Regions from separate parts of the Homo sapiens genome. Here region 1 is linked to region 2. Evidence: read pairs that join two places in POLR2A ChIA-PET (ENCODE). Cell type or tissue: IMR-90. All regions are shown on one strand. Each heading gives the region's core, and the rest is flanking DNA. Links, peaks and the distances in the headings are about the cores only.

Region 1 (2,912 bases), core at 114-2,613, 84 kb before region 2:
AAGCAATCCTCCTACCTTGGTCTCCCAAAGTGCTGGGATTACAGGTGCAAGCCATCATGGCTGTCTTTTTGATTTTATTATTTTTATTTTTTTAGAGACAGTGTCTCGCTATGTTGCCCACTCACACATTTTTAAAAATTATTAACTTTTTTTCCTACTTCATTGAAAGGGAGAGGAGGAATTCAGGTACTATAGGCTGTTGGTCTATATATCCGGCCAACAGTATTTAGCTCCTGAAAAAGCCCGCAGGAAGCAAGTGTGATTTCCAACTCCAAGATCTGCGTCAGAATCTCACCACCTTTGTCCTGCAGCCGGGAGGGGGCTGGAACTTAAGCTCTGTACTTTGTGCAAAGTATACCAGACAAGAAACAGGAGTCATTCTTGATTCTTTCCTGTCCCTCACTCCCAACGTGTAACAAAGTCTAGTAAATTCTACCTTAGCATGTCTTCCAACTCTACCTTTCTTCTCCTACATTCCCTTTTGCTGCGTCCTTCCAAGGGATTATACCCAGTCAATCTCTGTATTCTCAGCCCCTAGGCTAGTCCCTTATTTAATATTAAATGGTGAACCAAGGGTGACCTTCATTCCACAGACTCACGGGGCAGTTCAACCCCAAGGGGATCATGAAACAGAAAGGTGGGGAATCTAGCATCTGCAGTTTTTCAAAGACAACAGTGCATTACTAGGTGCTTTTAAGGGTCTTCCTGGTGGGTGAAGGGGAAAAAGTGGTGGGTGAGCGGGCTGCAGAGGGGCTGCTGAACCAAGAGGCAGGAAAAGAGAGGAGGAGGGCGCATGAGTAAGTGAGGTTCAGCGGAGCTCAGAGACTGCTCCCAGTAGACACCGGCCAGGCGCCGGCACAGCCCTCGGCCAGCGACCCCACACAGACCCGGGAGGGCTGGCCTCGACAGCTTCTCGGGTGCCACGCTTTCATTCTGGGGGCCCAGCTCAGCCCTCCTAGGTTACAGGTGAGGTCCGGGAAGAAGGGTGACTTGCCCATCACGCACGCAGCGAGCTGAGGATAGCGCGGGCTGGAGGAGCCTGAGGCATAGGACTCCCGGCTCCACACTTGCAGCGAGCCTCCCTGCCCTCGGGGGCGACCCCGACTCCCGCAGCGGGGACGCAGGGCTCGTCTCTGCTTCCCCCTCCTTGGCTCACCGGCAGCGACCCGACGTCCTGGGGTGGATCCCGCTTTCCCGCAGACAGGTAGTGCGGCCTCGGCCGCGCACCGGCGCTAGGAGGTAGAGCAGGGGCCGCAGCGCCCGCGCCCCTCCTCCAAGCCCCGCGAGTCCTGACTTCTGATTGGCTCCTCCCGGTCCCTCGCCGCCCAGTCAGCGCAGACTACTGGATTTTTTTCCCGGCCCCGCCTAGGAGGCTGCGAACAGAAATTCAGAGATTCGGCTTCTGTTGACTTTCTGCAACTCCGCCCAGCCTTCTCACAGTGAGTATCCCAGTCAGAATCCGGCTACCTTTTCATGAACCGGACTCCTTATTCCTGATTGGCTCTCCGGGTTGCCGCCCCACCCCGAGTGGGCAGGCTTTCGGCTCTTGAGTGGCACCTCCGAGTTTCGCAGGGTCCACGTTGTCGTGGCGGTAACACTGACAGCTCCTCACCCGCATCCACGTTTTTGTTTCCTAGCCTTCATTCCTTCTGTTGGAGGCACGTATCCTGGAAGTGATACGCTTAGAAAGCGTGGCCCCAGAGAGACTCGCAATCCCAGCCCCAGGAACTGTAAGGGTCCTGATTGGAAGGCCTGAGTAAGGCCTGGCTGCGTTCCGCAGGAGGATGCTGGAATGTTAGAACCCGAACAGTTTAGGCAGGGCGCAGATGGCTCACGCCTGTAATCCCAGAAATTTGGGAGACCGAGGCGGGAGGATCACCTGAGGTCAGGAGTTCGAGACCAGCCTGGCCAACATGGTGAAACCCCTCTCTACTAAAAATACAAAAATTAGACTCAGGGGGTATGTCTGCAGCTGCAGAAAGATGTATGGGAACAGACACACAACTCTCCCTCCGAGATAAGCACAACAAAGAGACACAGAAGCAGTCCAAGCCTCTGATAAACTCTCCCACTCCGAATCCTTAAAAACTTACTTAGTCTGTAAGAGAGTGTGCCTCTGACCTAACTTGGCCAGACGCCCCTCTCAGGTTTTCTCTAAAATAAACCTCTTATGACCACCAAGCCACTTTTCGTGTTTCTTTCCTCTTTCTTTAATTCTTACACCGAGTAGTTGGGATTACAGGGGCCCACCACCACGCCTTTATCTAGGTAGTGGAATCAGTGGGCTCTCTTTCTGCAGGAAAGTCCGCAGAGACCCCATGATTTTCAGAAAGCTGCACGAGATTCATGGAGTAACAGCCAGGTTAGTTGGATGGTCTTAACTGTTAAGGGCATGAGGCGCTGATAAACAGCTTGATGCCCTTCTCCAGCCAAGCAGGACTTCTCCGATAAGTCAGAGCCCTCTATCTACTGTAGGCTACTGGAAGAGAGTCCTGGGTACTGGTCCACTCATGCCTGCAAATTGGTTTCTTATTTTGTTTTTGCCAATGCACATCCACCCTTTGTTTTCTGTCAGGATATAACACACTCGGATTATCTATAGTCACCCTGATTAACTTGGATGATTCCCAGACCCCTATCAACCACCTACTGAGGGAAGCTTCTTCTCCTGCTTTAGATATGGTTCTTACCTGCTTCACTTCTAATCTCCAAAAGGCAGGGCTGTTTTTCACAACCCCAGGGGAACATAATTAATATCTCATTCCTTTAGATTGTCAAAGAGTGATTTTGACTTGGATTTTTCTGTAACCAGAATTGGAATCCTATTGGCTCCCTTAGGCCCCTCTGCATGCTTTTTGCCTTGAGTGGCTTCTGAGTTATTTCCACCTGTCATTATTCCAGCTCTACTGGTC
Region 2 (2,912 bases), core at 326-2,825:
ATCTTCAAAGCCAGCAATGGTGTCACTCAGACCTCTGCCTCGGTCTTCACATCTATCTCTGACTCTCTACCTCCTTCTTTCATTGATAATGAATCTCGTTATTACATTGGGGACATTGGATACTGAAGGATAATCTCCCAATCTCAAAGTCAGCTGATTAGCAAACATAATTCCATCCTAAGCCTTCATTTCCCCCTTTGCCATGTAACATCACCTATTCACAGGTTCCAGGGACTAGGGCATGGACATCTTTGGAGAGGTGGGGGAATTATTCTGCCTACCATAGTGGTCTATTCGGGTATGGACATGTATCTAGCACTCAGTGAATCATTCCCATAGACTTTTAAGCACAGATGAAGAACATTTAACCCCACTTGGAGGGAATTAAAAAAGGTTTCTAAGAAACATTAAGAGAAAATGATTTTTTTTTGAGCTGTGTCCATTTAAAAACAGTGTCCAAGGCAGGCGCAGTGGCTCATTCCTGTAATTCCAACACTCTGGGAAGCCAAGGAGGGCAGATCGCTTGAGCACAGGAATTCGAGACCAGCCTGGTCAACATGGGGAAACCCCATGCTGAAACTCTACAAAAAATAGAAATATTAGCCTGGTGTGGTGGTGCACACCTATGGTCCTAGCTAGTTGGGAGGCTGAGATGGGGGAATCACCTGTGCCCAGGGAGGTCTGGGCTGCAGTGAGCCATGATCATACCACTGCATTCCAGCCTGGGTGACAGAATGAGACCCTGTCTTAAATAAATAAATAATAGAATAAAATAAAAGCAGTCTGCCATTTATTGAATACCTCAGACAGTGTATTCAACAGTTTAGGCTGTTTGCATAAACTATTTGTAATCCTCATAATAACCTTGAAGATAAATATTATTAGCCCTGTTGTACAGAGAAGAAAACTGAGACGTGGAAAAATATAATCCCTCATTAGCACTCACTCATTAGTTGGTGGAACTAGGAAAAGTCGTTTTTGATAAGAGCAAAAGAAGAAAAAATGTCTAACGTTTAGGGCCCCTGCTAAGGGGAAGATGGGCCCAGGAGGGGCCTTGCACTGTGGTTTCCCAGATGGCCAGAGGACAGTGTCTAGGTGCTGGGAGGGATGTTTGGGGAGAGAGAGAAAAAAGGGTACAGGAATATAAAGGGAATTTGGGATGATGTGGAAGCCATGTCCCACTTAATTTACAGATTTCATAAACACTTTAAAATGTCACATGGCCAAGCGTGGTGGTTCACACCTGTAATAAATGTGAATAAAATAATAAAATTAAATGTCAGCACAAGAAGGGAAGATAAGAAACCATCTAGTTTAATAGCTTTATATATGAGCATGGGACTTGCTTAAATTCCCACAGTGAGTTATCCAGTGAAATAATGGCAGAGCAAGAATGGGAAACCAGATTGTGGGCCCCAGTCCCATATGTCTTCCACGCTCTTCTGCAGGCTGAACCAAATGGTTTGTGCCCAGAAAATAGGTGAAGTTCAGAAGTTACAGCTTGAGCTGCTGTTAGGCCTAGTGGCCTCCAGGGGGCAGCAGTAGGCATTGTCCCTTCCAGTGATGTAAAGAGAGACAATAAGCAGCGTCTGACCTTGACATCCGTAGTTAATAAAACACTGAGGGAACAATAAGGGATTGAAGTTCACACTGTATCCTGTAGCATGGCAATAAAAACGGATTTTTTTTTTAACATTTAAAACACCCAAATGGCCCTTTCAATCAAAGCCAAAGGGTCTTGCTCTGTCGCCCAGGCTGGAGTGCAGTGGTGCGATAGCTTAGTGCAGTCTCGACTTCCCATGCTCAAGCGATCCTCCCACGTCAGCCTCCCAAGTAGCAAGGACTACACGCCAGGTGTACGCCACCATGCCTGGCTAATTTTGTTGCCCAGGCTTGTCTCAAATCCTGGGCTCAAGCAAACCTCCCACCTCAGCCTCACAGAGTGCTGGGATTTCAGGGGCAAGCCACCATACCCAGCCTCAAAGCAGTTATTCTACTAGACTAGATGTCTATTCCAAATGAAGCTGTCCCTACTCAAAACATTGCAATCACTCTTCTTTTAGAGTGGCCTTCAGAGCTGAGACTGGACCAGAAGGGTCAGGCTTGAGGGTGAGCATCTGCTTTGGAGGCCATTCATCTAAAGCCTGTAAGACTAAAATCTGACTTTTTCAGGTGCCCTGGGCCTGTCTCCTACAAACTTCCACTCCTCCCCCACTGATAAAGAAATATTATCCTGGACTGGGCATGGTAGCTCACACTTGTAATTCCAGCACTTAGGAGGCTGAGGCAGGAGGATCGCTTGAGGCCGGGAGTTGGAGATCAGCCTGGTCAACAGAGTGAGATCCCGTCTCTACAAAAAATAAAGAAATTAGCCAGGTGTGGTTGTACATACCTGTAGTCCTTTCCTTGCTATTTGGGAGGCTGAGGTGGGAGGATCACTTGAGCCCGGGAGTTGAAGGCTGTAATGTGTTATGACTGTACCACTGCACTTCAGCCTGGGTGACAGAGCAAGACCCTATCTCTAAAAAGCACACACACACACACACACACACACATATATACACACACACACACACACACACACACACACACACAATCCATCCTGGTTCAGGCCACTATCATCTCTGCTCTGGATGATGACAGCAGCCTCCTAACTAGTCTCAGCACAACAGCCAGAGGATGCTGTTAAAGTGGAAGCCAGCTCATGTCATTCTTTGCTCAGAACTCCACACTGGCTCCCATCTTAGTCAGTGTAAAATTCAAAGTCCTCACGATGGCCTCCAGGGTCCTGATCTGACTCCTCCTCTTTGGCCTCATCTCCTACATCCTTTGCTCACTCTGCATTAGTCTCATTCCTTGCTCTTTGCTGTTCCTTTAACACCAAGCACAATCTCTTCTTTAGGCCTCTGCAT

The links. ChIA-PET counts read pairs that join two places held together with the same protein. Peaks named below come from ENCODE experiments on the same cell type or tissue, not always from the same donor. Only the 100,000 strongest peaks of a DNase experiment are listed, where the experiment ranks them.
Region 1: POLR2A ChIA-PET joins it to region 2 with 8 read pairs; 12 of 35 experiments call an interaction of 5 or more read pairs at or near these places.

The regions. Positions count from the first base shown.
Region 1 is chr15:78,505,916-78,508,827 of GRCh38, reverse strand. HYKK (hydroxylysine kinase) reads right to left here and starts at 1,251. Exons shown (of 5, transcript NM_001013619.4): 1 at 1,157-1,251. In IMR-90, for the core only: no CTCF peak of the experiment used is centred there; a DNase peak (open chromatin) is centred at 1,427; H3K4me3 peaks cover 1,389 bases.
Region 2 is chr15:78,421,654-78,424,565 of GRCh38, reverse strand. No RefSeq gene overlaps it. Among named protein-coding and RNA genes, the nearest start is that of IREB2, 15 kb to the left of the region's middle. In IMR-90, for the core only: a CTCF peak has its summit at 1,522 (motif pointing right); no DNase peak of the experiment used is centred there; H3K27me3 peaks cover 380 bases.